2 separate regions of the Homo sapiens genome follow, and region 2 is linked to region 1. A link is an interaction called in ENCODE POLR2A ChIA-PET data of the cell type or tissue named here. Cell type or tissue: endothelial cell of umbilical vein. All regions are shown on one strand. Each heading gives the region's core, and the rest is flanking DNA. Links, peaks and the distances in the headings are about the cores only. Region 1 has its middle 320 kb from the start of PCDH7. Region 2 overlaps LINC02497 (long intergenic non-protein coding RNA 2497).

Region 1 (5,383 bases), core at 104-5,103:
GTCTACCACAAATGAGCCAGCGTAGCATACTGAACGTAGAGGTTTCGTCAAGCCAACACTAATACCAATAGTTTCACAAAACATGTAGACTGAACTTCAAAGTCCTGCCTTTACCCTGGAAGACTGTGTAATAAGAGAGATAAACAGAAGCAAAATTTGTAGAAAAAGAGAGCTATTGAAAGACATCTGTTTTAAATATAAATGAATTGAAGACCTATTACTTACGGTTGCTGTGGGGCTGGTGGGGAGAGTGGGTAGGATGATGTTAAAGGAAAAATATTCATACACTTGTTAAAATGGTAAAGAAGGCTTTATTCAAAATGATTACAATAGGGGTCAACTCTACTGCAATAAGCAGGAGATTGGGTTCAACTCTGAAAAAAGTAAGGACAAATAGGGACATATGTAGCTAAAGACTGAGAGGATGATCAGTGGATAAAAAATTACAGAGAAGAGACTTTAAGAGTAGGGTAATTTTTGCTAAACTTGTCTAACAAGATTCTTGCTGAAGCCAGGCCAAAGACCTAGACATCAAAGTTAGGGGATGAAGAACTTGATAAGATATCAAGAGTGGTGTCAGGGTATGAATAATTGAGATTCTTTGTGAAGACTGAGCTGGGCAGGCCAAAGACAGGATGAGGGTCAAGGTTGAGGGCTAGTGAAACAGAGGGCTCAGAGAGCTAATATTTGATCAAGGAGAGAGTCTATGTCCTTATACAGGTTAATTAGACAATCTGATAACAGTCCTATTTGTGACTAGTTACTCTGAGTACAGCTCAGGATAATACAAGCTGAGCATTGACACGCCATGTGAAAGGTATGTAGGTAGATGTGTGTCAGGCAAAGCTCAGAGCCTCATATATCCCTATGGGGTAAGAAGGAGTAAATGAAAAGTTGCTGTGAGCTGGTAGATCCAGAAGGTATCATTTGAGACAAGGATTCAGAGTGTGTGGCTGACTTTGAAGCTGATGGCCACTCGTCAATCCATGGACACAAACCACAGTTGTCATACTGCCTAATAAATCAGAGCAGATAAAACAAAAATGCACTATGGGTAGAGGTCAGTGGATAAGACTCAGTCGTGGTACAACTGTACAACTCTTTAATGCCAGAATAAGACATATGTACCACTCCTGGCCACAGACTTAGAAAACCCCAAGGAAGCCAGGAGAAATGAAAAATGAATAAACTTGAGTTGAATCAATTTGATATCTGAATTGATCACTCTTAAAATTGGGATTGTTTTCATGTCCTTGGCAAGATAAAGTTTTAGAGATTTTTCTCTACAGGAAGAAATGAAGGCTTATATGTTCGGTTCATTTGAATAAAGTTCTAGAAAAAATAGTTTGATTTGCAACACCTGAGTACTGTACTGTAATTGTAAAATAACATAAATGCATTTGTGAATGCAATAAAAAATGTTGTTTGAAATAAGAATTCAAGATTTTATTTTAGCAATATTAAAGCCAAGCATTTTAAAATGTGCAATATAAAATGTGGGAAGTTTTACCCAGATTTTTCCTTAAAGCAATGTAAACTTACCCATGACTAAAATTTGCCCGAAAGTAATATTTAGGGCTCAAATTTGTTTTTATTTAAAGCAGATGTCTTTCAGTAACTGTCTTTTCCCTCAGCATTTAGCACCATATATGAAAGAAGTCTCTGGCTAGTTTTTAAAACTACTGGCAAATTTTATCAATATAAGTAAGCTAATCTGTAGCAAGAATCCATTATTTATTATTTTCAGTGTTTTCTTAGTGCTTATCAAAGATCATTATGTCAGTGGCACTTTGTGAAAACATAAAATGTATGCATAAAGAATTTATTTTCTTTTAAAATGTATTGTTTCTCCTGGCAATATCACCGCTTACTTCCTGAACAGGAATGAAGCTATACCAATCCAAATATAGTATAAATGCTCTTATAAAATTAATAATATCTGAGAATCTGTTTTTGTTAATGGTTTGCCTGTAAATATGAATGTTGCTAGGACTTAACTTTGGTTACTAAGGAAACCTCTTTTATTTAAGTAATTTGTGAGCACTGTAGTTAACAGCTAGATTTCTCTTGGGAGTGGTGAAAAGCCTGTGTCCTTTGGGAGAATAAAATATCTTCTTTATGCTTGAAAACTTAATTTATTCAGGCTGTGTCTTCAGGGACACTACACAATTATAATCTTAACCATCATTCTACCTTGGGAGAACAAGCCTGTAAAACTAAGAGCAGCTTTGATGGATGGTTGCTTAGGATGAAATGCTATGTCTTTCCTCCTTACTTTTCCTTCTTAGAGCCCTCTCTTTCAAGTGAGTAAGGAAAATACTGAGACAACAATCGTAGTTTCTATGTAGAAGGAAGCTTTCAAAATCACTTTTGAACTTAAAAAGAAAAAGCAAGAAAAACTACCCAATAATATGAGAAACTAGTATATCTCAATCCTGTTATGACTTAATAATTTTAAATTTTAAAGACAAGAGTCAATGATCTTCTTGGGGATTTACAGGAGCCTAATGAATAACAGAGCTCTATTTTCCTGTTCCAGTTTTAAATCATGAAGACAGAACAAAGGCAGACAAAACTCAAAATACCACCTTTCTTTTGATAACTTTACTTGTAGTGTGAAGCTATGAATGGAATTCTGCTGTTACTCTGAGTCTGAGAATCTGTATTTAAAGGACCACGCTTTACCCAAAGCTCCTTTTAACCAGAAAAAAACATTTTCCTTGTCCGTGACAGAATGTATTGGTTAAAGTGCTCCAGACTCACTTGCAGGTGTGATTGAAATTAGTTAGCAACTATTCTTTTTAGATGTCGAACGGATGTGGAAAAGTCCTTTTAGTCCCAATTTATTCACTTCTGTTAAAATGCCAGCATTTGATGCACTGGTATGCCATATTAATTCCATGAAAGTTCTTATGACTATTCTTTATTGGACAACATGATATAATTGAGCAACATTTTATGTTTGTGTCTGGACAGAATCACCACACTTCTTCATGTGATTTTCCTAAGATTTCTGGTCAAATTTTCTTTGGCTAGGGTATTAAATGTGACTCACGTCTGAACAATGAAGGTACCTCTTCACTGGGATCCTTGATGAATCTGCAGATTGACCTGTGATCTAAGCCAGGAATTGGAGACAAAGACAAAGGAGGAGGAGAAAGAAAAAGGGATGGGGAGGCAGCAGTGAGGAGGGGCATAAGCCTGTAAAGAATATTGATTTGAAATTGTCATAATTGTTGCCAGGTAAGAAGCATTTGTCAGAAATAATAAAGAATGAGGCCAACATATGGAGATAAACAGGGAAAGGAGGAAGTGCTAGTAAACAAGTATGATGAGAGAGGAAGAGATTGCATAACCAGTTGCTTATTGTTTGAATTTCTGGATCCAGCAATACCAGAAGTCACTTCTACTTCCTGATTACATAAAACCAGTCAACCTCCTACTTACCAACTATTTGGGCACGGGATTACTTTTGTTTAAATTGACACTTTGATCATTTGCAAGTGAATTATGAAAGATTTCTTACTGTTTAGTGGAAGGAAAGAGCAATAAATTAATAATAAAAACATCTGGGTACTAGTCATGGCTCTGATATTTATTATTTATATGATTATTAGCAAGCCACGTATTCATTCTGAATATGAGTTTCCTTATCCCATGTGAGAAAGACACCTTACCTTTACACTTCACAGCATTTGTTTAGAGTCAAATAAAATAAAATTGGTTAAAATGTGAGGACTAGCTCTGTCAGACTCAAAGCCTGTGTTTTTTTTCCCTACTTTTCTGCAGTGTTCATGTGCCTATCTGAGTACAAGGCCAGTACTAATGAGGCTATCTAGTGTCATATCCATAATCCTTGTATATAAAAACCTTTTTGGCTTGGAAACTGTCTTTCTGCCCTCCAATATTCAAAAGTACTATTTCATGTCAACAATATTTGCCCAAAGAAAATTAGTAACCTGAATCATTAACACCATAAGCTATTTGCCTGCTTCCACTGGAGAAAGTTTAAAAAAAAAAGGATGAAAGAAAGAAAAGAAAGAAAGAGAGAAAAGCAACTTGGATTCTCTGTAATTACCTGTTTGCTTTGACAATGAATTTATGTATTAAAGCCGTTTATAATCATGATGCCTCAAGCTTATTTAGTTGTCGAGTGTGCTATCTCTCAGAGCAGAGAAGGTCAGAGAGCTCCCAGGGCATAAACAAAATAATGGAACTAATGAATTACATGACAGTTAAACTGCACATATTTCACATTAAATGGATAGCTTCTTTGGTTAGTTCAGTCACACAGCTGGTCAATTCACTGCATTAATCAGCTATATTTGATGTCTAAGCTGAGCAGTATGATAAGGCAAATGGCCAAACTGATTGTTTAATGCAAACACTGTTAAAAGGACTATTCTTTCTCAAATTCTGGAGACTTACAAATACATTTTAACTTACTAGAACTTTTCTGATAATTGAAAAATTTGTGTATAACCCAGCCCATGGAAAATACTGCACATAACCCATTGGTGATGCACTTTATGATGCACTGGACCATGCACTTGAGAGAACCAATTTATAATATTGAATGGATTTTGCTAATTCAACTAATTTGTAAATTTTATTTTTAAAATTTTATTTTATTTTATTTTATTTTTGGAAACAGAGTCTCACTCTATCTCCCAGGCTGGAGTACAGTGGCATGATCTCAGCTCACTGCAACTTCTGCCTCCTGGGTTCAAGGGATTCTCTTGCTTCAGCCTCTGGAGTAGCTGGGATTACAGGCACATGCCACCACACTCAGCTAATTTTTGTATTTTTAGTAGAGACGAGGTTTTGCCATGTTGGCCAGGCTGGTTTCAAACCCCTGACCTCAGGTGACCCGCCCACACCTTGGCCTCCCAAAGTGCGGGGATTACAGGCATGAGCCATTGTGCCTGGCATAATTTGTAAATTTTATACTAAAATCTGCACTCCAAAGCTTTTTTCAGAGGCCTTTATCTTTTTTACGTAGGCAATGAACTGGAGAAAAGTACTTTAGATAGACTCATGATAAATTCCAAAATGTTGCTGCCACTGCTATCTCCTCCTAATACCTAAAACAATTTCAGCCCTAAAGATATTAAGAAAGTGAAGCCACAGGTCTTAATAAAAGTAAATGTCCTGGGTAAATTGCTATCATATCATATATTTTAAACAGCCAGAATTTCCTCACTGTTGTGCTTCTCTAATAATAACCTACGAAATAATGACTTCAAGATATTTTCATTTTTTTAAGACAGAAAAACAAATGCACATAACTTTGCAGATAAGTATATTTTAAATGTTCTATGGAGATAGGCACCAGCATTTCTCCTACAGGATTGTAGCGAGACATGTCCAAGATTAGAAAGCA
Region 2 (5,383 bases), core at 303-5,302, 790 kb before region 1:
TAGCTTTAACCTTCTCCCTTAAAATTCTTGTTTTGTTAAGTCACTATTGTTGTTGTTTTTGTTTAAGATGTATCTTGATGTTGACCATTCTGTGTCAATTATTCCTCACACGTGGTCTATCCTCACAATATGCTTTTAAAGTTTTGTTTTGTTTTTCTTGAAATACATCATCAGTTTTATCCTCACATATTTTTACACTCTAAGCAAACTATAATTAAATCATATTTTTGTTTTTTAATCTGGGTACTACAGTTGTGCTTATGTTGAACCTCCTTTATCTCCTGTCACTATGTTTTTTCTTCTCGCTCCCTTTGTTACAGCACTTTTTATTTCTTTTCAACCTGTATTACAATTTTTCTTCATGCTCCTCAATCCTTCACTTTATTTTTGTAATGAGTTTGTTTCTTACCTTTCATCGCAACGTTACCACTTTTGTTTCATCTCATCCTATTGAGAGGTGACAGCGTGCTGGCAGCCCTCGCAGCCCTTGCTCACTCTCGGTGCCTCCTTGGCCTTGGCGTCCACTCTGGCCACGCTTGAGGAGCCCTTCAGCCTGCTGCTGCCCTGTGGGAGCCCCTCTCTGGGCTGGCCGAGACTGGAGCCGGCTCCCTCTGCTTGCAGGGAGGTGTGGAGGGAGAGGCGCAGGTGGGAACCCAGGCTGCGCATGGCGCTCACGGGCCAGCATGAATTCCAGGTGGGTGTGGGCTCAGCGGGCCACACACTCAGAGTGGCCAGCCAGCTGGTGCCGCCGGCCCCAGGCAGTGAGGGGCTTAGCACCTGGGCCAGCAGCGGCAGAGGGTGCCCCGGTCCCCCAGCAGTGCCAGCCCGCTGGCGCTGCACTTGAATTCTCGCTGGGCCACAGCTGCCCCACCATGGGGCAGGGCTCGGGACCTGCAGCCCACCATGCCCCAGCCTCCGCCCCGCCGTGGGCTCCTGAACAGCCGGAGGCTCCCCAACGAGTGCCGCCCCCTGCTTCATGGTGCCCAGGCCTGTCGACCACCCAAGGGCTGAGGAGTGCAGGCTCACGGCGCGGGACTGGTGGGCAGCTCCACCTGCAGCCCCGGAGCGGGATCCACTAGGTGAAGCCAGCTGAGCTCCTGAGTCTAGTGGGGACTTGGAGAACCTTTATGTCTAGCTAAGGGATTGTAAATACACCAGTCAGCACTCTGTGTCTATCTCAAGGTTTGTAAACAAATCAATCAGCACCCTGTGTCTAGCTCAAGGTTTGTAAATGCACCAATCAGTGCTCTGTGTCTAGCTAATCTAGTGGGGACTTGGAGAACCTTTATGTCTAGCTAAGGGATCGTAAATACACCAATCAGCACTCTGTGTCTAGCTCAAGGTTTGTAAATGCACCAATCAGTGCTCTGTGTCTAGCTAATCTAGTGGGGACTTGGAGAACTTTTGTGTCTAGCTCAGAGATTGTAAACACACCAATCAGCATCCTGTCAAAACGGACCAATCAGCTCTCTGTAGAATGAACCAATCGGCAGGATGTGGGTGGGGCCAGATAAGGGAATAAAAGCAGGCTGCCAGAGCCAACAGTGGCAACCTGCTGAAGTTCTCTTCCACCATGTGGCACCTTTGTTTTTTCAGGCTTTGCAATAAATCTTGCTGCTGCTCACTCATTGGGTCTGCACTGCCTTTATGAGCTGTAACACTCAGTGCGAAGATCTGCAACTTCACTCCGGAGGCCAGTGAGACCACGAACCCACCAGAAGGAAAAAACTACGAACATATCCAAACATCAGAAGGAACAAACTCCTGACGCACCACCTTCAAGAATTGTAACACTCACATGAGGGTCTGCGGCTTCATTATTGAAGTCAGTGAGACCAAGAACCCACCAATTCTGGACACACTGTTATCTAGCATCACATTCTTGAGATTTTGCATCTTTGCTGCTTGGTTTTTCTTCAAAGAGCTAATTATTATTTTTTTAATTCTTCGTGAAATATTAGTTTGTAATTTTCATTTACTCTCTTAAAACAAATTTTGAGTGAGATGGTGTTGCCTTTTTGATAATTCTACATCCTTTTTTCACTTACTATACCTTTGTGTTGATGCTGTGCTTGCTACTGAGACAGCCAGGTGGGAGGTGGTCCCTGGAGAAACTCCAACCAGCCTGCCCACTGAGGTGGAGCCTTAGGAAGTTCACGTCGCTTGCAGTAGGGAGGAGCCTGGCACCTCTTTTTCTTATGTGTGGAAACTGGGATTCAAGCTGCTGGCAGGAAGTGCTCTAGCGGAGAGACCCTGGTCTCGCAAGAGTCCCTGTTTCCCCCTTTTCTTCCTTTTCACCCAATAAAACCATGTCTCACTCACCATTTAAATTGTCTGCGAGCCTGAATTTTCGTGGCTGTGGAACAAAGAACCCAGTCTTTAGCTGAATAAGTAAAAGTCCTGCAACACTTACTTTTCTTAGTACTCTTCATTAAATGAGTTGTCTTTTCCTTGACTAGCCCTTTTCAGAAGAATCCCATACAGTATATGGAAAAGCTGAACAGCAGGGTCACCTTCCAGACTTCCTGAAACAAAGCTGCTTTTGGTTTGCCAAAGAAACATCTTGCAAATGTTACTTAGTTGTACTGCACAGAGCTCTGCCTCCTCCTTTCCTATTACTTTGTGCCCAGGAAGCCTTTTCCTTCTGATCCTCTTTACCTCAGTTTCCTCCGCTATTATTGTCTACACGACATTTAGTGTTTTCACTTCATGATCATGCCCTCAAATTCAGGAAGTGTGTTTTGCTGGCATATTCTGAGATCTTCATGCTTTCCCCACTCTTCATGTTTTTAATTCACTTTTATTAAATCTTGCTCCACATTTTTGCCCTACTTAGCAGTAGGCTTTATTTTGAAGTCTGTGAATTATATATCTTTTTCTAGTTTTGTTTAATTTTTTTTTTTTTTTTTTTTAAAGATGGAGTTTCATTCTTGTTTCCCAGGCTGGAGTGCAATGGCGCAATCTCGGCTCACCGCAGCATCCCCCTCCCCGGGGCAAGCGATTCTGCTGCCTCAGCCTCCCAAGTAGCTGGGAATGCATGTCCAGCTAATTTTGTGTTTTTAGTAGAGACAGGGTTTATCCATGTTGGTCAGGTTGGTCTGGAACTCCAGATCTCAGGTGATCCGCCTACCTCAGCCACCTCAGCCTCCCAAAGTGCTAGGATTACAGGTGTGAGCCACCGCGCCCAACCAAATGATTTTTTTTTTTTTTAATTCCTAGAAGGAAAGGGGATAGATAACCATTTACACAGCTTTGCTCTTTTAGGAAGTCCCTGTATTGTTATTTTCATTTGAAAAACAAATAGTTGACTATAGGAGATTGGGAAAAGTGAGAAACGAGTTTTGTCTATTGAGTCTGATTTTCTCAACATGGTATTAAGCAATGATCCAGGTATCAAATTATACTCTTTTTTCAACTTGCCTTATGATCAGGTATAGAGAGACATTGTTCTCAAGGATTTAAAATTTTATTTGAAAGGAAGACTATTAAAAAATAGCCATGATATTTTTTAAACAATATTTCTTTACCATTAAAAAAAAGACAAATGCTACAAAAGCCAAATTTTAGCAAGTTTAAGTGTTTACAATGTAGTTTGACAACTCATACAATTTGAGGTTAAATTTCAACAAGACCATCCCTTCTTTTTTCCTGTTTCACTAATTGCACCTGCAATCAGCCAATAGCTTGCTCAAGAGGTTAATTACTTGCACCTGCATTTTTGCACCTGTAATTTTGGTGACCTTTTGAAAGTAATATGCATGCTTCTATTCACATATCTAAATTGCTAAGCTAACCAAATCATAGATCTCATCTAAAATGTTCAATTTTTTTGTTAGTGTTTTCGAGGTGAATTTGGAAATAAGCAAAAGAGTTGACAATGTTTTAATTTTAAAAAGTCGAGTTCATTGTATGGTAAAGTGAACAACTGATGACATTTTTCAAAGGAACAATCCATACAAATAAACAAAAATGAAACTTAAAGATCATTTTAAAGTGTTAGACATAATACACATATTATATGAAAATGAATGCTATTTCAAAAAACAATAGGATATCTCTCTAATCTTATAAATGATGTCTGCTTTTGTCTTGACGTGTCTCATGGAAGATTCAAAGGTTATATTTAAAAGCTGTTCTTTATACAGCCTGAAACGTCACCTCTGTAGAAGAGAAGAATAATTGGGGCTCCTGGACCCTTAAGATTTTTATCTTTTGTTAAGTGATGTCTAAGTTCAGGTCCCGGTAATTTGAAATGAAGTCAAACAGACAAACCACTTAACCTGAGATGAAAATTAATGGTTGGAAATAAATTAACTCCCTAAATATTTAATTACTTATAGACATAAAAGTCAGTGGCAAGGACCAAAGGTAATCTTTTGACACATTACTGCTCAGCAGGATATTTCTGACTGAAATATTTGATTTTTTTTTTTTTTGAGACGAAGTGTCTCTCTGTCGCCTAGTCTGGAGTGCAGTGGCGCGATCTCGGCTCACTGCAACCTCCGCCTCCCGGGTTCAAGCAACTGTCTGCCTCAGCCTCCTGAGTAGCTGGGATTACAGAAGCCCGCCACCACACCCAGCTAATTTTTTCATATTTTTAGTAGAGACGGGGTTTCACCATGTTGGCCAGGCTGGACTCAAACTCCCGACCTTGTGATCCACCTGCCTCGGCCTCCCAAAGGGCTAGGACTACAGGCATGAGCCACCACACCTGGCCGAAATCTTTGATTTTTAGGAGATATTAATAGGAAAGTAAATTTTAAAAAATTGTAAGTTAAATGACAACCCTAGTTTGTTCTGATAATATTTGAATCTATGGTCTGTGTTCTGTCTCAAATATGTTTTTTAAGTGTTCTTTCATGCATACTGAAATCCCACCAGCACAGAACTAAGAAAAATATTAGCTTGTTGAGACCTTGAAAACTTTAGAAGCAATAAAGCCACCAAAACTGACCAAATGTGTTGCCAACTGGGAGTCCACACAGATTTGCTTGTACATTTCCTGTGTCTATTATTCTCATTCATAATGTTGAGTGTGCAAAGGGGAGAGGGAAGATTATTACAAGTGGTTCTATCCTGTTTCTGGATTTGCCAGGTCTATGACCCCTGACCAAGAATTGTGTTGCTGAATTACACTTAGGTAATATGCTGTTGCCCAAATTAAAGGACCTCATAAGAAATTGCTGATGAAAGATGGGGCAATTATTTAGTGAAACCGTGTTTCACTGGGTTAGACCTTATTCTTTTTATCAGCACCCACAAGGAATGTGCTTCTGGACTTTTGCAGAGTAGTTATGTTTCCTTTGAGCCGGTAGTTCATTTTTGTATTAGAGATATTATGAACATCTAGACTTGATCTATTTTCTTCTTCCTGTCAGTTGAC

The links. ChIA-PET counts read pairs that join two places held together with the same protein. Peaks named below come from ENCODE experiments on the same cell type or tissue, not always from the same donor. Only the 100,000 strongest peaks of a DNase experiment are listed, where the experiment ranks them.
Region 2: POLR2A ChIA-PET joins it to region 1 with 5 read pairs; 1 of 35 experiments calls an interaction of 5 or more read pairs at or near these places.

Annotation. Positions count from the first base shown.
Region 1 is chr4:30,394,947-30,400,329 of GRCh38, reverse strand. No RefSeq gene overlaps it. Among named protein-coding and RNA genes, the nearest start is that of PCDH7, 320 kb to the left of the region's middle. In endothelial cell of umbilical vein, for the core only: no CTCF peak of the experiment used is centred there; DNase peaks (open chromatin) are centred at 2,119 and 3,219; H3K27ac peaks cover 1,604 bases.
Region 2 is chr4:31,180,603-31,185,985 of GRCh38, reverse strand. All of the region lies in intron 2 of LINC02497 (long intergenic non-protein coding RNA 2497), which reads right to left. Among named protein-coding and RNA genes, the nearest start is that of LINC02497, 12 kb to the right of the region's middle. In endothelial cell of umbilical vein, for the core only: no CTCF peak of the experiment used is centred there; a DNase peak (open chromatin) is centred at 2,515.